Regions from separate parts of the Homo sapiens genome. Here all the other regions are linked to region 1. The links are chromatin contacts, found by Hi-C or POLR2A ChIA-PET in ENCODE. All regions are on one chromosome and are shown on one strand. Each heading gives the region's core, a stretch centred on a gene start or an enhancer-like site at or near the end of the contact. The rest is flanking DNA. Distances are from core to core; before and after follow the strand shown. Region 1 holds the start of MARCKSL1 (MARCKS like 1). Region 2 overlaps YARS1 (tyrosyl-tRNA synthetase 1). Region 3 has its middle 18 kb from the start of PTP4A2. Region 4 has its middle 32 kb from the start of KHDRBS1.

Region 1 (2,669 bases), core at 95-2,594:
CCTCTGTGGTCAGATCTCTGGGGAGTTCCCAATTTCTCAGGCCCTGGGGTGTCTCCACACTTCACAGCCTCAGGCCTCCCAGGAGGCTTCACCGTAGGAGGGAGGGGAGGGACTTGCTGAGCTGGCTGGGACACAGCCTTGCATTTGCAACACTTTGCTTCCTTCCAGCCCCCATCCCTTTCCTCCTGGGGGCTGAGGGCTGGCAGCCGGACACAGACATCCGGGGCCGGCCAGGATTCTGGGGTTCCCACCAGCCTATCCAGGCCAGCAGAAGGAGAGGTGGCAGAGGACCAAAGCTAGGGAGTCTCCAGCCCGGAGCACCTCCGGGCTCCCTTGCTCTCAGGCAGGGTGGGAAGCTGGGCTGGGCAGCTTTGAGGGCTGTCCTCAAGGGGCTGTCCCTTGAAGGGACCCTTGGTAGCATCCTATCCCTCCCCTTCAGAAACTGGGGTGTTTTGAGGTTTGTTGAGTCCCCAGCTGGGGTTCCTCTGCCGGCCTGGGGCACCCTGATGTAGGGGAGCAGAGTTGTGTGTGGAGGTAAAGAGGAAGGACCAGAGCCAAGTCAGACAGGTTGTCAATGCCTCTGAGCCTTGGCCTTTCAATGGGGATGGAGATGCCCTTCAAGGTCACAAAGTCCCCCACGTGGGACTTTGCAGTGGGTCCAGGCTGAGGGCAGGAGGGGCTCAAGGCGAATCTGTCTGTCCCCACTCAGAATGACTGGCCACCAAGGGACTGAAAGGAGGAATGAGGGAAAGGCCTCACTAGTCCGACCAGAGTGACCCCGAGGCAAGGCAGAGCCCTCCGCTCCCCGGCTGGCCATGGCAGGCAGGCAGGGACGTGGGTGGGACCTCTGACCGCTCTCCAGGCCGGAGCGGGTGCCGAGCCCAGCGCAGGGGCCCTGCAGCTTCTATGACCACATTTCTAGAGTATAATTCAGGACCAGCCATCTGACGAGCCTGGTCGTGTGAGCCCTTCGAAGGGTTCAAGCGGGAGACTGCCAGCGGCTGCAGGACCAAGGCGTTGGGGGCCGCTCCAGGCTGCGGGGGCGCCCACCGGAGAGGTGGAGCGGAGAGGATGGAATGACTGCCCGTCTCCTTCCTCCAGGCCCCCCGCCCCGCCCCGCCCAGCTCGCGGGAGGACTGGCCTCGCTCCTGCCCACACCGGACTCTACCTGCCCCTGGGATTCGGGTGGGGTGGGGGGTACCCGACCGCCAGCGTCGCCTGCTGCGCAAGTGGGGCCTGCGAGCCAACCCCGCCTCCGCCCCTCGATTGGGCGCGCATTTAAATGTCCGGCCCCGCCCCGAGCTCCGGGCGCTTATATATAGGCAGCTCGGCGGGCGGCGGGCGGCATTCTGGCGCGGAGCGGAGCGGCGGCGGGCGCAGCTAGCGGGTCGGCCGCGGAGCGGAGGTGCAGCTCGGCTTCCCCCGGCACCCCTCCCCCTCGGGCGCCAGCCCCACCCCTCCGCCGGCCGGGCCGACCCCGCCGTACTATCCCCTGCGGCGCGAGCCCGGGGCGGCTCCAAGCGCCCCCCAGCAGACCCCCATCATGGGCAGCCAGAGCTCCAAGGCTCCCCGGGGCGACGTGACCGCCGAGGAGGCAGCAGGCGCTTCCCCCGCGAAGGCCAACGGCCAGGTGGGTACGCTTGGCCCGGCCGGCCCCAGCCCCTCCTCTCGCACCTCGCCCCTTCTAGGGCCCGGGGCCGGGGCCGGGGCCGCGCGCTTTGTCCGGCCCGGGACACGCGGCGCCCCCTCCCCCGCCCGGTCCCTTTGTTCTCGGCGCCGCAGCCCCCGCGGGCGAAGCGAGGGGAGGGGCGGGGAGGGGGCGCCGGCCGGGCCCTGCCGCCTTCTTTGTTCGCGGCCCCGGTCCCCGGCGCTGCCCCCCGGCCGCCCCGAGTGCCGCGCGGGGAACAAAGGCGCTGCTGGGCCACGCCAAGGGGGCGCCCAGGGGCCGCGGAGCTGGGGCCCGGCGGGGAGCGCACTCCACCCGCCGACCCGACCTCGGTGGCCCACGGTCTTTTTTTTTTTAAGGGGGAGCCGAGATGCGGGAGAGCCTGGGGTGGGTGGGGGCCACTTACACAAAGCGGGAGGCTGGGAAAATAGGCCGTCCAGGTGCAGAGAGACAGCGCCCCGGGGCGGCTTCCCGCCCAATGTCGCCTAGAGCGGCTCGCCCGCCTGCCCGGGATCCGCACAGCAGATCCGGAGCGGTTCCGCGCGGAATAGAGAGCGCGCCCCGGGGGACGGGGGTGGGGGCCACGGGACCCCAGCGCCTCCTGCCGGTCGCGCCCTCTGCGCGCTCGCTCCCCGCGCGCCCGTGAGGGGCGAGAGGGAGGTGTTTGACGGGATCCTGGGTGTGGGTGAGGCTGAAGCCAGACTTTCGGGTTGCAGTAGAATCGAATCGAGGACCCCTTCCTCTAGAAGGGATCAGAAGCGGGCTGGGGGAGGGGGAGCCCCTGCCCTCATTGCTATTCCCTCTGCCCTGCAGGAGAATGGCCACGTGAAAAGCAATGGAGACTTATCCCCCAAGGGTGAAGGGGAGTCGCCCCCTGTGAACGGAACAGATGAGGCAGCCGGGGCCACTGGCGATGCCATCGAGCCAGCACCCCCTAGCCAGGGTGCTGAGGCCAAGGGGGAGGTCCCCCCCAAGGAGACCCCCAAGAAGAAGAAGAAATTCT
Region 2 (2,669 bases), core at 125-2,624, 460 kb before region 1:
AGACTTCACTTTTTCTTTGTATATCTGTATAATTTTTTTTAATTAAATTTTTTGTAGAGACAGGGTCTCACTATGTTGTCTAGGCTGGTCTTGAACTCCTGGCCTCAAGTGATCCTCCTGCCTTAGTCTCCCAAAGTGCTGAAATTGCAGGCGTAAGCCAACACGTCTAGCCCTTTATAATGCTTGATATGAGAAAATAAAATTTTCCCTTGTCACCTCAAAGAGATATTTTCCAAGGTTAAACCTGGAGCTGGGCGCAGTGGCTGGCACCTGTAATCCCAACACTTTGGGAGACCAAGACAGGCAGATCACTTGAGGTTGGGAGTTCAAGACCAGCCTGACCAACATGGTGAAACCCCATCTCTGCCAAATAATACAAAAATTAGCCAGGTGTGGTGGCATGCCCCTGTAGTCCCAGCTACTTGTGAGGCTGAGGTGGGAGAATCGCTTGAACGCAGGAGGTGGAGGTTGCAGTGAGCCGAGATCATGCCACTGCCCTCCAGCCTGGGTGACAGAGTGAGACCCTATCTTAAAAAAAGAAAACCCGGAGACATGCTAGTTCTGCACTGTTGGCTGGGCGCCATGGTTTATGCCTATAATCCCAAGTCCAAGGCAGGAGGATCGCTTGAGGCCAGGAGTTCAAGACCAGCCTAGGCAACGTAGCAAGACTCCATCTCTGTTTTATTCTGTGTGTGTGAGACTCCATCTCTAAAAAAAAAGAAAGAAAGAAAAAACTAGGTCTGTACTGTCTAATGTGGTAGCCTCTAGTCCTAGTCATATGTGGCTATTAAATAAAATGGAAATTTTTGTTCTCTAGTCACATTGGCTATATATCAAGTTCTTGGTTAGCTACTATATTGGACAGCACAGACATATAATATATTCATCACCACAGAAGATTCTGTTGGATAATGCTGTTCTAGACTGTTCCTGCTTGTTCAGCCTTCTCTTCCTCTTCCCTTCAGCCAATTATGCACTAAATCTTATCGATTCTACTTTTTTAAAATGTCTTAAATTCATTCTTGCTCTGCGTCCTCATTGTCTTTTGTCCATCGATATTTCTCACTTAGACTTTCACAATAGCCTTTGAGGCATTCACTTTGTCTCCAACCCATGAGTCTCCAGTCTCTGCCCTGCCCTGTTACTGTTGAGATCTTCCTACAGTGCTGGTCATATTTCTCCTCTCCTTAAAACCTTTCATTGGCCAAGATAACACTAGGCACCCTAGCATGACATTTCATGGTCTTTACCTACTTTTCTAACCTCATCAGTCACTACTTCCCACCTCCCTTGAAGTTCGTACTTTTGCAGACTGAATCACTCAAAATTTCCCTAAACACTTCACACCTCTGTGCCTTCTCACATTCTATTTCCTCTGCATGGTGAAAAACATCTATATGTTGTTCAAAACCAAGCTTAGCCCACAATCTGATTCTAGGAAGACTTCTCCACACCCATCTTACTAAATAGAGATAATTTCTTCTTTTATGTCAACACTGTTCCTTATATGAACATCTGGGTTAACCCTTAGCACGCTGAGTTGAAATGATCTGTTTACATGTCTCTCCCCAGCTGGATAATTGGGCTTCTTGAAGGGAGAGTCTGGGTCTGATTTATCTCACCATCCACGGAGCTGGCAGCAGGCCTGGCATGTCATAAGTGACAGTCACTGTTTTATTTATTTATTTTAATTTAATTTTATTTTTTGAGACAGGGCTTCACTCTGTCTCCCAGGCTCGGGTGCAGTGGCACGATCATGGCTCACCGCAGCCACGACCTCTCTGGGCTTAGGTGATCCTCCTACCTCAGCCTCCTGAGTAGCTGGGACTATAGATGCGCACCATCACACTTGGCTAATTTCTTTTTGTTTGTTTGTTTGTTTTTTATTTTTGGAGAGACACCCGGGCTCAAGTGATCTTTCCACCTCAGCCTCCCAAAGTGCTGGGATTACAGGCGTGAGCCATCGCACCCAGACAGTCACTGTTTTCTAGTTCAGTCTTACCTTTTTCCCGAATTCTCACAGGACTTCTTTATGCTACTTATATTTCATTTGTCACAGGCCACCTTATTCAGTAGAATACCTTTGGCATGACTATGGTTTGTTTTCTTCTTCTCTCCCTCCCTGCAGGATTCTGCATATCCTGAGGGCAGAGACTACTCTTATTTTTTTATCCCATGACATCCACATAGAGTAATGTTCACCGCAAACACTCAGCAACTGTCTTTGCAGCTTTTGAGGCCAAGAGGGAAGCTGACTGCTGTTTATTTTCTTCTTGGCTTTACCTTCTGAAAAATCTAGTAATTTCCTAAAGTTTCTGATTTCTCAGACCCATATAGAAGAAATAAAGTAGATGTTTAGGCTGGGCATGGTGGCTCTCGCCTGTAATCCCAGCACTTTGGGAGGCCAAGGTGGGTGGCCAAGGTGAGCTCAGGATTTTAAGGCCAGCCTGGGCAACATGGCAAAACGTTGTCTCTACTAAAAATACAAAAAATTAGCCGGGCGTGGTGGTGCATGTCTGTAATCCCAACTACTCGGGAGGCTGAGGCAGGAGACTCACTTGAACCTGAGAGGCAGAGGTGGCAGTGAGCCGAGATCACGCCACAGCACTCCAGCCTGGGCGACAGAGCGAGACTCTGTCTCAAAAAAATAAAGTAGATGTTTATGTTCA
Region 3 (2,669 bases), core at 105-2,604, 380 kb after region 1:
GTAATCCCAGCACTTTGGGAGGCCGAGGTGGGCAGATCATCTGAGGTCAGGACTTTGAGACCAGCCTGACCAACATGGAGAAACCCCGTCTCTACTAAAAATACAAACTTAGCTGGGTGTGGCGGCACATGCCTGTAGTCCCAGCTACTTGGGAGGCTGAGGCAGGAGAATCACTTGAACCCGGGAGGTGGAGGTTGCAGTGAGCAGAGATCGCGCCATTGCACTCCAGCCTGGGCAACAAGAATGAAACAACATCTCAAAAAAAAAAAAATAAACAAATAAGTATGAAAGAAAAGAAGCCAGGCACGGTGGCTCACACCTGTAATCCCAACACTTTGGGAGGCCGAGGTGGGTGGATCACTTGAGGTCAGGAGTTTGAGACCAGCCTGGTCAACATGGTGCAACATCGTCTCTACTAAAAGTACAAAAATTAGCCGGCGTGGTGGTGGGCGCCTGTAATTTTAGCTACCCAGGAGGCTGAGACAGGAGAATTGCTTGAACCCGGGAGGTGGAGGTTGCCGCAAGCTGTGATCTCGCCACTGTACTCCAGCCTGGGCGACAGAGTGAGACTCCCTCTCAAAAAAACAAAACAGGCTGGGCACGGTGGCTCACGCCTATAATCCCAGCACTTTGGGAGGCTGAGGTGGGTGGATCACCTGAGGTCAGGAGTTCGAGACCAGCCTGTCCAGCATGGTGAAACCCTGTCTCTACTAAAAATACAAAAATTAGCCGGGTGTGGTGGCACATGCGCCTGTAATCCCAGCTACTCAGGAGGCTGAGGCAGGAGAATCACTTGAACCTGGGAGGCGGATGTTGCAGTGAGCCGAGATCACGCCAGTACACTCCAGCCTGGACAACAAGAGTGAAACTCCGTCTCAGAAAAAAAAAAAAAGAAAGAAAGAAAGTGGTCGACAGCGCTGACTGTTTAGAAGAGGCAAGTAGGAAAGGCCTGGAAAAAGTCTTTGGATTTGGTGATGAAAAGATCATCACTGAGTGTGATGACAGACAGTTCAGTGGCTGGGCAGAAGTCAAATGACAGGGACTGAGAAATGAGTGGACAGTGAGAATGGGAGTCAGGGTTTCGACTCTCCTGAGGCCTGGGATACGGAGGGAAGGAGAGAGTTTGTCCAAAGGCAAAAAGTTTGTGTCAAACAAGATTCCAGAGAAAGGCCTGGCTGCTGTTGAGAGACCCAGGAGTAGCTAAGGCCTTATTCTGGGTTCAGGAGGGCCTGGGAAGATGCTGTCTTGTTTGTGAACCTGAAGTGAAAGCTCACCAGAGGGGCCAGCAGAGGGAACTGCCCTGCGAGAAGGCCCCAGCTTTGCGGCTGGGTTTTCCCCACTCTGCATCTAGTTTCCTTGATCCACTGATTATCTTGGGCTGGTTTTGCTGAATGACTCAGGAGCTTGAGCAAGCTTTGCTACTCAGTTTCACAGCTCTGGGGGAGGGGAAGTTGGATTCCTTTCTGATAGCTGGGAAACAGTCATTAGATATTGAAGGAAGAAGGACAATTGGGCCCCAGCTTCAGAGAGAGAGAGAAAAAAATGGCTCTCCAAGCCTTTATTTATTTATTTATTTATTTATTTATTTATGAGATGGAGTTTCGCTCTTGTTGCCCAGGCTGGAGTACAATGGCGCAATCTCGGCTCACGGCAATCGCTGCCTCCTGGGTTCAAGCGATTCTCCTGCCTCAGCCTCCTAAATAGCTGGGATTACAGGCATGTGCCACCATACCTGGCTAATTTTGTATTTTTAGTAGAGACAGGGTTTCTCCATGTTGGTCAGGCTGGTCTCGAACTCTTGACCTCAGGCGATCTGCCCACCTCGGCCTCCCAAAGTGCTGGGATTACAGGCATGAGCCACCATGCCCGGCTCCTTTATTCTTAATAAAAATAACAATATCTAACAGTTATTGAGTGCTTTTACCATTGCCAGGCAATGTTCTATGGGCCTCCCGGCTTTATCTCTGGGGTTGACTACTTGTTATTATCCTTGTTTGACGTAGGGAGTTGAGAGTTAGGTGAAATGACTTGCCTGGGGTATCCAGCCAGTCACTGGAAGAGCTAAGACTTGACTGCCAAAAGCCCATGTCCTTAACCACTGTGCAACACCGCACCTCTTAGGACCTCTCTAGGTGACCCAGTAAGGCCTGTGGGATTGAGGAGGGGCCTCCCAAATGAAGATCCTGGGCAAATGGCTGGAAAACAAAATCCTTAAAAAGAAGCTTCTCCCCTGCTAGGATTTCTGCTGAGAAGGAAGGGACAAGATCCCCTGAGCTTGTTCTGAGGCTCCTTATCACCTGAGACCCCCTTCTGTGATTCCTTTCCCCCACTTCAGCTTAGATAAAGGGCCTATTCACAGCCTCCCTGAGCTGTGTCTGGAAGCTGGCCCTGGCAGCAGCTAGTGGTTTGTCCCCTGTCCTGGCTCCTTCCTCCCTGCCTGCCTCCCCTGCCTCTGATTTGACACCTGGTATCTCTTTCCCGTGTCCCTGAGCTCAGGGCATGTGAGGCCCAGGCAGGCACAGTATCACTTTCTTCCTGAACTGTCCCTGAAGCAGGGATAATTTTGTATGCTGTCTGCCCCCTACTCTGTTGTCAGTGCACACTTCCAAGGGTTCCTGTGGAATCCAGGCTCCCGTAAACACCCAAAGAGGAGGAAGTGAGCCAAGCAC
Region 4 (2,669 bases), core at 125-2,624, 350 kb after region 1:
GTGCTGATCACACCCAGATCTCTGTCCAGAGATCCTGCTCCCAAATGCCATACCCACATATTCAGCTGGCTCTTTGATATCTCTAACAGAATGACCCATGTGCCCCTCAGGATCAATATCCAAACTAAAAGCTTCATCTCCTCTTCAGCCCCTAATCCATTTTCCTTCCTTTCTGCTCAGGCCACTCCAGGGCACCCAGACTGGCCCATCATCTTCATCCTCACGGACTCTGTGAATGTTTAGGCCCCAATCTCACACATTTCAAGAAATGTGGCCAGGCGTGGTGGCTCACACCTGTAATCTCAGCACTTTGGGAGGCCGAGGCAGGTGGATAACTGGAGGTTAAGAGTTCGAGACTAGCCTGGACAACATGGTGAAACCCTGTCTCTACTAAAAATACAAAAATTAGGCAGGGGTGGTGGCAGGCGCCTATAATCCTAGCTCCTTGGGAGGCTGAGGCAGGAGAATCCCTTGAACCTGGGAGGCGGAGGTTGCAGTGAGCCGAGATCACGCCACTGCATACCAGCCTGGGTGACAGAGCGAGACTCTGTCTCAAAAAAAGGAAGGGAGGGAGGGAGGGAGGGAGGGAGGGAAGGAAATAAAAATATGCACAGCCTGTTTCCTTTCCCCACCCCACACCCTCTTTGCCCTGGATACCTCCTCCTTGGGTCTCAGCTTACATGCCACTTCCTCTGGTTTAGGTGTTTCCTCTGCTGTCTTCCAGTGCCAGTTCCTTCCTGTCAAGTCATTTATCACACTGGCTTATAATTACCAGTGTCAATGCCTGAATCCCTGGATCATCTGTTGTTTTGCCTGCTCAGCATTCTTTCCCCTCCTCTCAGTAGTCTAGTTTTCGCTAGGAGCCATCTCTCCATTCTTGCTCCGTGTGTTGGGGTGTGGCTGCAGAGAAGGATGTGCATATCACCCAGGCCCGACAAGTCAGCATATTCCATCCTTTAGTTCTGTAACTGGGTCAATGTTAAGCACAGAACCAAGGTAGTTGATCAGAGCAATCTTAGGATTTTTGCTGGAACAAATGGGAAAGAAGCATTCTTTTTCTGAGGGGGTTACTACAGGGCTAAGATGAAAGCCTGGAGCCTGGGGGATCCTGGTCTGGGGAGTGACCCAGGCCTACCTCACCACACATTTTGGTGGGAGATCTCCCTTCCACATTACTAAAGCACATAGATTCTACAAAAAAACATATCTCCACAGCCCTTTTGCAATTCTGGTGCAATAGTGGATTTTCTAATTATCTTCATTTAGCTTTGTTGTCAAACTACAGAGTAGTAGGGGTTTTTGTGTGTGTGTATGTGGTTTTTTTTTTTTTTTTTGACACGGAGTCTCACTTTGTCGCACAGGCTGGAGTGCAGTGGTGTGATCTCACCTCACTGCAACCTCTGCCTCCCAGGTCAAGTGGTGATTCTCCTGCCTCAGCCTCCTGAGTAGCTGGAATTATAGTCATGCACCACCATGCCCGGCTAATTTTTTTGTATTTTTAGTACAGACGGGGTTTTGCCACGTTGGCCAGGCTGGTCTCGAACTGCTGACCTCAGGTGATCTGCCTGCCTCAGCCTCCCAAAGTGCTGGGTTTACAGCTGTGAGCTACTGCGCCCAGCCTGAGTAGTAGTTTTTGAGAGCACAGATTCCGCAGTAACTTAAGGGTTTGAATCTAGCACTGCCATATGTCACATGTGACTTTGAGCAAACTGCTTAGACTCTCTGTGCCTCAGTTACGTCATCTGTAAAATGGAGATGATAACAGTACTTACTTTATAGTGTTTTTGTGAGAATTAAATGAATTGATTAATGTAAAAGGACTTGTTTACACTGTGGGGAAAATACCACCCGGGACATTTCACAAAGGAAGTGAAAGCAAGGCCAGGTTTCCAAGTGGCTAAAGATGGCTTTGCTGGCAGTGGGGAGTGTGACAGGCTAATAGCCTGAGCGTCTTACCAGTAACTGCTAGTGAATTCCCTTGTTTTCTCTATTTCATCTGTTGTGTGTTCTTAATCTCACACTGACATCTCCGATGAAACCCTTTTCAAGTGTTTGGCATCTCATGGGGGTTTGACAGCAAGGGTGGTAGCCAAGCGGGTTTAACTCCAAAGGGATAATGGTGGTGTTTGCTGCAAAAACTTGAGAGGTAACATTGTTTACAGTGTACAGAGTATTTCATTTGCATATTAAGTTCACTGACTGCGATTCTAGCACGTATATAACCACGTTACACAGAAAATTCAGAAACTCCTCCAGCTACTACCTAACTCTGGAACTGCACATACCTGGGACATAGTAAAATATTGCAATCTTAATAATATAGACTTTGGCCAGGCAAGGTGGCTTATGCCTGTAATCCCAGCACTTTGGGAGGCTGAGTTGGGTGGATCACCTGAGGTCAGGAGTTCGAGACTAGCCTGGCCAACATGGTGAAACCCCGTCTCTACTAAAAATACAAAAATTAGCTGGGCATGGTGATGGGCACCCGTAGTCCCAGCTACTTGGGAAGCTGAGGCAGAAGAATTACTTGAACCTGGGAGGTGGAGGTTGCAGTGAGCCGAGATTGCGCCACTGCACTCCAGCCTGGGCAATGGAGCAAGACTCTGTCTCCAAAAAAAAAAAAAAAAAAAAAGAGAGACAGAGAGAGAATATAGGCTTTGGGGTTGGTC

The links. Hi-C counts contacts between places; a loop is a spot of excess contacts on that map. ChIA-PET counts read pairs that join two places held with the same protein, here RNA polymerase II (POLR2A). Pooled maps may share reads with other maps.
Region 2: a pooled map shows a loop between it and region 1 (2.6-fold over the local background). The contact joins the enhancer-like site here to the promoter of MARCKSL1 in region 1. A Hi-C loop is called at or near these places in 3 of 50 pooled maps. POLR2A ChIA-PET finds 5 or more read pairs at or near these places in 2 of 52 experiments (PC-9 and activated T-cell).
Region 3: a loop to region 1 is called in a pooled map, with 4 times the contacts of the local background. The contact joins the enhancer-like site here to the promoter of MARCKSL1 in region 1. A Hi-C loop is called at or near these places in 1 of 37 single-sample maps with no recorded cell type and 3 of 50 pooled maps. POLR2A ChIA-PET finds 5 or more read pairs at or near these places in 3 of 52 experiments (HEK293, K562 and activated T-cell).
Region 4: a loop to region 1 is called in a pooled map, with 2.7 times the contacts of the local background. The contact joins the enhancer-like site here to the promoter of MARCKSL1 in region 1. A Hi-C loop is called at or near these places in 2 of 50 pooled maps. POLR2A ChIA-PET finds 5 or more read pairs at or near these places in 4 of 52 experiments (B cell, GM10248, PC-9 and 1 more).

Annotation. Positions count from the first base shown.
Region 1 is chr1:32,334,908-32,337,576 of GRCh38, reverse strand. MARCKSL1 (MARCKS like 1) reads left to right here and starts at 1,344. Exons shown (of 2, transcript NM_023009.7): 1 at 1,344-1,630; 2 at 2,480-2,669. The coding sequence starts at 1,544. LOC124903949 (a long non-coding RNA gene) reads right to left here and starts at 2,200. Exons shown (of 2, transcript XR_007065661.1): 1 at 2,073-2,200. RefSeq lists silencers at 1-99, 1,033-1,562, 1,583-1,732, 1,863-1,942, 2,083-2,522 and enhancers at 763-852, 1,122-1,691.
Region 2 is chr1:32,797,861-32,800,529 of GRCh38, reverse strand. The region is part of intron 4 of YARS1 (tyrosyl-tRNA synthetase 1); the gene reads left to right. Among named protein-coding and RNA genes, the nearest start is that of YARS1, 18 kb to the left of the region's middle. RefSeq lists an enhancer at 1,113-1,242. Within about 2 kb of position 1,374, at least 7 of the 41 ENCODE cell types and tissues checked have a DNase peak (open chromatin) inside an H3K27ac peak, as active enhancers do; they include PC-9, where a contact is called at or near this core.
Region 3 is chr1:31,954,861-31,957,529 of GRCh38, reverse strand. No RefSeq gene overlaps it. Among named protein-coding and RNA genes, the nearest start is that of PTP4A2, 18 kb to the right of the region's middle. RefSeq lists enhancers at 950-1,509, 1,097-1,704, 934-1,711, 1,712-2,488, 2,489-2,669 and 1 more. Within about 2 kb of position 1,354, at least 37 of the 41 ENCODE cell types and tissues checked have a DNase peak (open chromatin) inside an H3K27ac peak, as active enhancers do.
Region 4 is chr1:31,980,261-31,982,929 of GRCh38, reverse strand. No RefSeq gene overlaps it. Among named protein-coding and RNA genes, the nearest start is that of KHDRBS1, 32 kb to the left of the region's middle. Within about 2 kb of position 1,374, at least 6 of the 41 ENCODE cell types and tissues checked have a DNase peak (open chromatin) inside an H3K27ac peak, as active enhancers do; they include B cell, where a contact is called at or near this core.